Regions from separate parts of the Homo sapiens genome. Here region 2 is linked to region 1. Evidence: chromatin contacts called from ENCODE Hi-C or POLR2A ChIA-PET data. All regions are on one chromosome and are shown on one strand. Each heading gives the region's core, a stretch centred on a gene start or an enhancer-like site at or near the end of the contact. The rest is flanking DNA. Distances are from core to core; before and after follow the strand shown.

Region 1 (4,251 bases), core at 1,076-3,575:
ATTCACCTGAGAGAGAAAAAAAAAAAAAACTCTGCCACAAATAAAGCAAAACTGTAACAAGAAGCCTTGGTCACATTTGTTGAAGACTAGCATACTGCTGGCTAGTCTGTCCAGATATCTGAGAATGGATTAAATGGCTTTCTGCTGTTCTTTTTAGGATCAAGATGCTATGAAAAGCTTTAGTATTTGATACATTTCAAGGGAGAAAAGGCTGAGTTTACTTATTTTGAAATGCTATGTGTCTTTGTACTTAGGTGAATACATGTGAGTATATTTTAAATTAAATTCCTTTCAACTATTTCAACTATTTTTACAGACATCATTTACTGAGAGGACAAATGGGTAATATAATAAAAATTGCCATGGGTGGAGGTGAAATGTTGTAACTTACAAGCAGTAATTTATCTTCCTGCTGGCATGTCAGGATATGGTGATGACTACACTTGTTGTTCAAATTATTTCCTAGTAACAACCTCAAAGGAAACCATGTTGAGTCTGAAACCATCTTGCATTTGAAAGCCTGTGTGGCCTTCTTACAGATCACATTTTCAAAGAGGTCAGAAGTCAATGTATATGTAGAATTTCAGACACTGTACCATCTTCCACAGGGATTACACTCAGAGGCCTAAACATGTCACAGGAAAAGTTGTTAGACTGTTTAAAGAAAATCAACAACCAGGCACAGTGGCTCATGCCTGTAATCCCAGCACTTTGAGAGGCCAAGGCAGGCGGATCACTTGAGGTCAGACATTCGACACTAGCCTGGCCAACATGGTGAAACCCCGTCTCTACTAAAAATCCAAAAATAAGCCGGGCATGGTGGTGGCGCATGCCTGTAATCCCAGTTACTCAGGAGGCTGAGGCAGGAGAATCGCTTGAACCCGGGAGGCGGAGGTTGCAGTGAGCTGAGATCGTGCCACTGCACTCTGGCCTGGATGACAATGAGACTCTGTCTCAAAAAAAAGAAAAAAAAAGAAAAGAAAATCAACTGGAAGAGGGTAAAAGGAAGCAAAATCTCTCTGCAACATTGGGGAGTGAATTTGCACAAAGGACGTTCCAAAACATCCATGAAGTTGACTGGAAAAAAAAATAGAAATACAAATGTAAAGTTTAAAGGAGCCCATGAACCTAAGGAAACAGATACTGGGGATTTTTGAGCTGAATACAAAACCTCTGAGAAGCAAAAGAAAAAATATGTTTGCCAAGAGGCGTCCTTTCCATATCTAAAGCAAAACCCACAAATACCCATGAGTAATATCATGCAGGTTATGAAGTTCCTATGCAAAACCAGCAACATTTTCATAAACCAGAATTGTTGGAACAGTTGCAGATATTCATTTAAAAAAATCTGACTGTATAACAGCTCTGAAACGCAAAGCTAGGCCACAAAAGTACATTTCACCACATATGTCAATTTTCTTGAACCCTCTCACTATCAGAGTTGCCCAGGTTTTAAAGTTCCAAAGTTAGTAAAGAGACTGTGAATCAGACACTAAAATATGTTCTTCTACTTTGTACTGTAGCAATGCCATATTTAAGAAAAATATGAAAATGAAACCAAAAAGCAAACAAGATTGTGGAATTCCCTGACATTGTATTATATTTTACCAGCAGCCTCTGTATTACACACTGGAATAGCTTAAATGTGTCTTTTTCAATTAATTTCCCTTTTTTTCCAGAAGAATAAAGAAGTACATTTATTACAGTAAATAAAGTTGGCATTGCTCATATTAAACAAACAGGATGTCTGAACTGTATGCATTAAAAGATTTCAGAATGACAAGGCAAGCAAATTACACATATTAGTGCTTATGCTTTCAGAAAGAATGGAATGCTCGGAAAGTACTAAATCACACGTAGGTACTAGAACAAGAAAAAAATGACAAGGGTGTAATTGGTGGTGAGGGTGGGAACTTTTTCTCGCTTAAAATACATTGGGCTCATTTGTGTCTGCAATGCATCAGTTCCCAGTGCAAGAAAAAAAAGCCACGAATATGGACAGACTCAAAGTCTTCTCCAAATGGAAGATCCAAATCAGAACCTTTGAGGAGGTTTGCCTCAGCACCTTCTGTAGAAGTGGTTGGCAGACACACAACTAGACACAAGGTAACATGGTAGAGCAGTGTTGAGAAGAGGATCCGCAGTGGTCTCCACTGCCCTGGCGGTGACCTTCTCCTCTGACTGTTCTGTATGTAACGGGACTGGCTTGTGCAGGCTGTTCAGCAAACCATAGGTCTGGTTTGCTATCCCCTGATCTTGTAGGTCATGTGATTGGACAAGCTCATTTGCCCTTGGGTGGATGGTGTTCAGTGACCCATCTTGCTGAGTCATGCTAAACCTGTTGAGCATGCAGCCTTAGTGCTTTAATGAAAGTGCCCTTCGTTGCATTTAGAAACAGTGACCCACCCTCTCCCTTCTTTGCTCTGTGTCTAAGTGTCATTGACACAGGACAGGGTTCCACACAGGATGTGATTCATATGAGCCAATCTTGAGTAGGTTTCTTGTGGTTTTTAGTTTTGTTTTAGTCAAAAGAAGGGAAACTTAACCATTTCCAATAGGTTTGATGAAGGTAAAAGCATTTCCCTCATTTTTCTGTCCATGCAAAAGAGCATACTGGGAGACCACAAAAGCCAAGGCGATTTGTGGGCCTATTCCCCCATTTCTCCCACCAGGTGTGGGAAAGAAGCAGAAATTTATGGCTTTGAATGGATTCTACAGATGCCAGAGTATAAGAAATTTCTAATCATTAAAAAGACCTCAAACGTGGCCAGGCGTGGTGGCTCACACCTGTAATTCCAGTATTTTGGGAGGCTGAGGTGGGCGGATCACCTGAGGTTGGGAGTTCGAAACCAGCCTGACCAACATGGAGAAACCCTGTCTCCCTTAAAAATGCAAAATTAGCTGGGCGTGGTGGCGGGCGTCTGTAATCCCAGCTACTCCGGAGGATGAGGCAGGAGAATCGCTTGAACCCAGGAGGTGAAGGTTGCGGTGAGCCGAGATCATGCCATTGCACTCTAGCCTGGGCAAGAAGAGCAAAACTCTGTCTGAAAAAAAAAAAAAACCCACAAACTTGTAAGGACCTTTAGAGTTGACCGAACACTTTCACATTAGTAATTTCATTTGTGCCATACAGCTTGCCCATGAGATAAGTCAGGGTTGGCCTCCTCTTTATGTGAGTTGATATTTTTAAAAATTAGAATGTACCGTAATACGCGTCCTGTATAAGTGATGTTCATTGTACAAGTAATTTTCATTGTTCCCCACTAGTGTAGATAAGGAATGTCCATAGGAAATTTTGTAACAGAGGCCATCCTCCAGCCCCCACAAATACATGCCTCACCCTACCCCAGTATATATGGAAGAATATGTTCAAGAGAAAGTGGCTGTTCACACCTTATTTTAATTTTTCTGAAACAGGAAGCAGGCAGAACAGCGGGGAAAAGGGAAGCTAACTCCTTCTTCCCCTTTCATTTTCTCTGGGGCTATGATGCAAAGCAATGCTACAGAATATTTTAACCCCAGCCAATCACCATAAGAGAACACATAATTAAAAGCATCAGAGGTAAGAGTTAAAGAAAATGATTTTCTAAGCTGTTTGCTTGTTTTGAAATAGAGACAGAGTCTCAGTATGTTGCCCAGGCTGGTCTCTAACTCTTGACCTCAAGCAGTTCTTCCACCTTGGCCTCCCAAAGTACTGGGATTACAGGCCTGAGGCAACACATCTGGCCCTAAGCTATTTTTTAAAAGACAATGTTTAACACATGATATGAACATATGTGTGTGGTAAGTAAAGTAGAATGAGATTTCTTTATTTTTTCTTTTTCTTTTCTTTTTTTTTCTGAGACAGCGTCCCACTCTGTCAGCCTGTCACTCAGGCTGGAGTGCAGTGGTACGATCATGGCTCACTGCAACCTCAGACTTCTGGACTCAAGTGATCCTCGTGCCTCAGCCTCCCAAGTAGCTGGGAATATAGGCACCCACCACTATATCCAGTTAATTTTTTTTATTTTTGCTTTTTAGAGAGGAGTCTTACTATGTTGCCCAGGCTGGTCTTGAACTCCTGGCTTCAAGCTGTCCTCCCGCCTCAAACTTTCAATGCGCTAGAATTACAAGCATGAACCACCTTGCTTGGCCGAGATTTCTTTAAATTATTTGCTCTTTGTTTCAGAGTTTTTAAAAGATTACTCCTTATGTATTTTGATGACAAAACTCCCCCTCAGGTTTTGGGCAATTTGTCTCACAGAAAAATCC
Region 2 (4,251 bases), core at 368-2,867, 58 kb after region 1:
TCAAGTTAAATTGATCTAGATGCTTGAGTTGAAATTTTTCTATCAAAGTTCAATAACATGCTTACATTCCTTATTAAAGTATAAAAGTCCTATAAACACACAAACTTGAGTAAGTACTAAAACTAGTATCAGTATTGTCACAATACAACATGTTATATTGTAACAAGAGCATTTGCTGAGAACTGTGCTTGTTACTCCAGAATGTTGCTTCTATGGTTGTACCTTTCAACTTTGCAGATCATTTGGAAGGAGGAGAGATTTGGGGTGGAGACAATTCGGTACTTCATTCACAGGATGTAAGGAGGATTAAGTAAAATAATGCTGGCTAAAAGTCCTTATTTAGCATACTGCCCAATGCTCACTAAATCATAATAGCTGTTTTTAACATTTGGTGAAGAATCTATTTAACAGGAGTGAGTTGAGGGGCATAGGAGATCATGTGAGTGTTTAAAGTAGAAGCAGCATTCCCCATTAAGAAGAGAAATACTGTGGAAGAGCAAAGACTTTAAAACACCTGGGTTCAAATCCTATTTGCTACATAATGGCTACTTTTAACCTATTGAACGCCAGTTCCCTCATTTGTAAAATAGGGACAATATTTAACCTATTTACAGGTTGTGAGAGAACTAGGCACCTAGTACAGGGTAATGTTGGCACATGGTAACCTTTAATAAACTGTTGCTATTCAACAAGCTATTAGATGTCACTAGGCAGTTAAGCAAAGGAAGACAGCTTTTGCTTGGTGTGACAATGAAAATCTTTCTGATTTCCTTCTTGGAAGAGTTCCCTGAAGATATGTCATTGTATTGACACCTTTATTTTTGCTAACCTATCCCTCTAAATTCTGGATATTGTGTGTGCCACAGCTTTTTTTCTTCCATATTCCTGCATTTATTTGGCACCTGTTGTGCCAGTAATAGATAAGGGGCTGCTAAGGGAGGAGGCAACCTGCACTGGCTTATAGCTGCTAATGTCAGTTCCTATAGCTTATCGTCAGTGTTATTCATGTGGTAAAAGGGTGAGAAAGTACTGGAGTCTAAAGAAACAAGTAGAAATCAGTTTGTAGCTATTACCGTTCTACCTGCTAACAACTCCTGTTTTCAAGTTATTATGTACAACTTTAGGTAGTTTCTCTAGCCTTAATCGTGGTTTCTCTGTATTGAGACTACTTTTGAATTCTATGAAGTACAGCCTTAGATGTACAGGCTACTTTAAATTTTTGCCTAAAATAAAAACATTCTCTCCAATTACATATGCTGGGGAGGAAACACCTGCTTCCGACAGGTTTAAAGCTTGGTTTTGGACTTTTTGTGAGAGTTCCTTATGTGTGCAGTAATCCAAAATTTGTATAGTTGCCCTTTATAAAAGTACATTAATCTAGTAGACAAATCTCCATGTAACTTAATTACATGGCATCTTCTAATCCTTCTGTGATAAGCAGAAATGTAAAGTTTTATTCAAGTTAAGGCAAACTAACTTGTATACACTTTCCATCTCGTGTTTTTCTTGTTGTTGTTAAGTAGGATAAGTTCTGAACGTCGAAAAGAAAAGTCTCGAGATGCAGCCAGATCTCGGCGAAGTAAAGAATCTGAAGTTTTTTATGAGCTTGCTCATCAGTTGCCACTTCCACATAATGTGAGTTCGCATCTTGATAAGGCCTCTGTGATGAGGCTTACCATCAGCTATTTGCGTGTGAGGAAACTTCTGGATGCTGGTGAGTTATTTTACAAGGGTATAAATAGGCCTGAAAATTAGAAGTTAGAAGTAAATAGAAATTATTTTTAGAAGGTGGTCGCAATGTTTTGATTTTGTATACCTCTTTATATTGTGATATGTACACGTTTAAAAATTTTTCTGTAATTCTCACTATTTTTATCAAGCTTCATTTTTTTCTCATCAGTTATTCTTTGAAATAATCATTCTTTATGCACATAATTTGTTTTGCTTTATTCTCTTAAACATACTCTCAATTCTTTTCTAATATAACATCCTTTTTATTACCTGCTTTTAAAGCTTTAGTCAGGAATAAGATACTGGCTTTTCCCCTCCCCCCTTTTTCTCCTGTTCCATCTACCTTTCTTCCTTTAAAAAACATGACTCAGGCCGGGCGCGGTGGCTCACGCCTGTAATCCCAGAACTTTGGGATGCTGAGGCGGGTGGATCATGAGGTCAGGAGTTCAAGACCAGCCTGGCCAAGATGGTGAAACCCCATATATACCAAAAATATAAAAAATTAGATGGGCACGCTGGTAGGTGCCTGTAATCTCAGCTACTAGGGAGGCTGAGGCAGGAGAATTGCTTAAACTCAGAGGGCGGAGCTTGCAGTAAGCCGAGATCAAGCCACTGCACTCCAGCCTGGGCGGCAGAGTGAGACTCCATCTCAAAAATAATAAAATAAATAAATAAATAAAAAACATTACTCTTCTTTCTTCTTCTATGGTTTGCTTTGCTGCATTACTTTAATCATGAAAAGCAGCTGGCACATCTAATTATAGTTTTTCTAGCTTCTGGCCTGCACTTTTCTGTGTTGAAATGGCTGTATATATTAAATAAAGTGTCTGCGAGAAAACTTTGTAAAAACATCTAAATATTATATCATTTAAGTACAACTTTTTAACTAATTATTTTCCTCTTCTTGTGCCCTTTTTAGGTGATTTGGATATTGAAGATGACATGAAAGCACAGATGAATTGCTTTTATTTGAAAGCCTTGGATGGTTTTGTTATGGTTCTCACAGATGATGGTGACATGATTTACATTTCTGATAATGTGAACAAATACATGGGATTAACTCAGGTAAAATGCACACATATTAAGAGCTCTTCTATATGTTTTTATGATTTTATGATCTAGCCCTAATTTTTAAAAATGTGTTTACAGTTTGAACTAACTGGACACAGTGTGTTTGATTTTACTCATCCATGTGACCATGAGGAAATGAGAGAAATGCTTACACACAGAAATGGTAAGAAAAGTCTGTTGTTTGATTTAATGTGACAGGTGGTTTTACATAATAAGATACTATTGCTAATTATTAAACTTTGCTATTGTACTTACCCAAGGCAAAATGTTATTTCATGTTTAATAAAATGTCTATTCTTTGTTAAAACTATTATTTTAGTTTTTAGGAATTTCATTTTGAAAGCCCACCTAATTGCATAAATAATTGTGTGGGTGTGAGAAATAAAATGGAAAAGTAAAATCATGACCAAGAGAGTTACAAATAACTTTTTTTTTTTTTTTTTAAGATGGGGTCTCGCTCTTTTGCCCATGCTGGAGTGCAGTGGCACAATCAGCTGACTGCAGCCTTGACCGCTGGGACTCAAGCGATCCTCCCACCTCAGTCTCCCAAGTTAGCTGGGACCACAGACGCGTGCTACCATGCCCAGCTAAATTTTTAAAAATTATTTGTAGAGACAAAGTCTCACTATGCTGCTCAGGCTGGTCTTGAACTACTGGGCTTAAGCCATCCTCTCACCTCGGCCTCTCAAAGTGTTGGGATTACAGGCATGAGCCACCACGCCCAGGCTACCTTTTTTTTCCTTTTCTTTTTAAATTGTGATAGGGGTTCTTGCTGTATTGCCCAGGCTGGTCTTAAACTCCTGGACTCAAGTGATCCTCCTGGCTCAGCCTCCCAAAGTGCTAGGATTATAGGCATGCGCCACCACACCTGGTGGAGTTAAAAATTAAAATACACCATTAAGGCAAGGAGAAATTATAATACAAATGGCAGATAATAGGACTTTAGACAGTCATTAAAGTTGAGGTGCCAGTTTGAGTCTAAGGCCCAATAAAAAAAGTTCACCAGAATTTTAAGACAAACAACTGCTTATTTGACTTCTTTGGATGTTCTCAATAATTCGAGACCGTGTAGTTAGATTATAAAGTATTACATTGTGGATGCCCACATATTAACAAAAATAGAGAGTAAGACCTCTAATTCTTAGGAATTAATTGTTAAAAATAATCAAGTGTTCCAAGATTTTTTGGAAACTACCTCTTGAATTAAAAAATTAAAGTCTTTCTACATTTTTATCTTGTTAAACAGTGTATACTGATCATAATTATTTAAAAAATCATGTGTTCTAAGATTTTTGGAAAGTACCTCTTGAATTACAAAAACAAGAAAGTCTTTCCACATTTGTGCCTTCTTAAGCAGTGTATACTGATCATAATTGAACTTTTCTTCATGATGGAAAGTTACCACAAGGAAAATTTCTTATGTTCTGCTGTTCTTTGTTGCTCTCCAAT

What was found. A loop is a pair of places that touch in the nucleus more often than their neighbours do. ChIA-PET counts read pairs that join two places held with the same protein, here RNA polymerase II (POLR2A). Pooled maps may share reads with other maps.
Region 2: a map with no recorded cell type shows a loop between it and region 1 (3-fold over the local background). The contact joins two enhancer-like sites. A Hi-C loop is called at or near these places in 2 of 168 maps with a recorded cell type or tissue (naive thymus-derived CD4-positive, alpha-beta T cell and natural killer cell), 2 of 37 single-sample maps with no recorded cell type and 9 of 50 pooled maps. POLR2A ChIA-PET finds 5 or more read pairs at or near these places in 11 of 52 experiments (CD4-positive, alpha-beta T cell, GM12878, T-cell and 6 more).

What each region holds. Positions count from the first base shown.
Region 1 is chr14:61,660,351-61,664,601 of GRCh38, forward strand. No RefSeq gene overlaps it. Among named protein-coding and RNA genes, the nearest start is that of HIF1A, 33 kb to the right of the region's middle. Within about 2 kb of position 2,326, at least 18 of the 41 ENCODE cell types and tissues checked have a DNase peak (open chromatin) inside an H3K27ac peak, as active enhancers do; they include CD4-positive, alpha-beta T cell and natural killer cell, where a contact is called at or near this core.
Region 2 is chr14:61,718,859-61,723,109 of GRCh38, forward strand. It overlaps HIF1A (hypoxia inducible factor 1 subunit alpha), which reads left to right. Exons shown (of 15, transcript NM_001530.4): 2 at 1,524-1,714; 3 at 2,651-2,796; 4 at 2,881-2,965. All of the region lies in intron 1 of HIF1A-AS3 (HIF1A antisense RNA 3), which reads right to left. Among named protein-coding and RNA genes, the nearest start is that of HIF1A-AS1, 25 kb to the left of the region's middle. RefSeq lists an enhancer at 881-930. Within about 2 kb of position 1,618, at least 7 of the 41 ENCODE cell types and tissues checked have a DNase peak (open chromatin) inside an H3K27ac peak, as active enhancers do; they include CD4-positive, alpha-beta T cell and natural killer cell, where a contact is called at or near this core.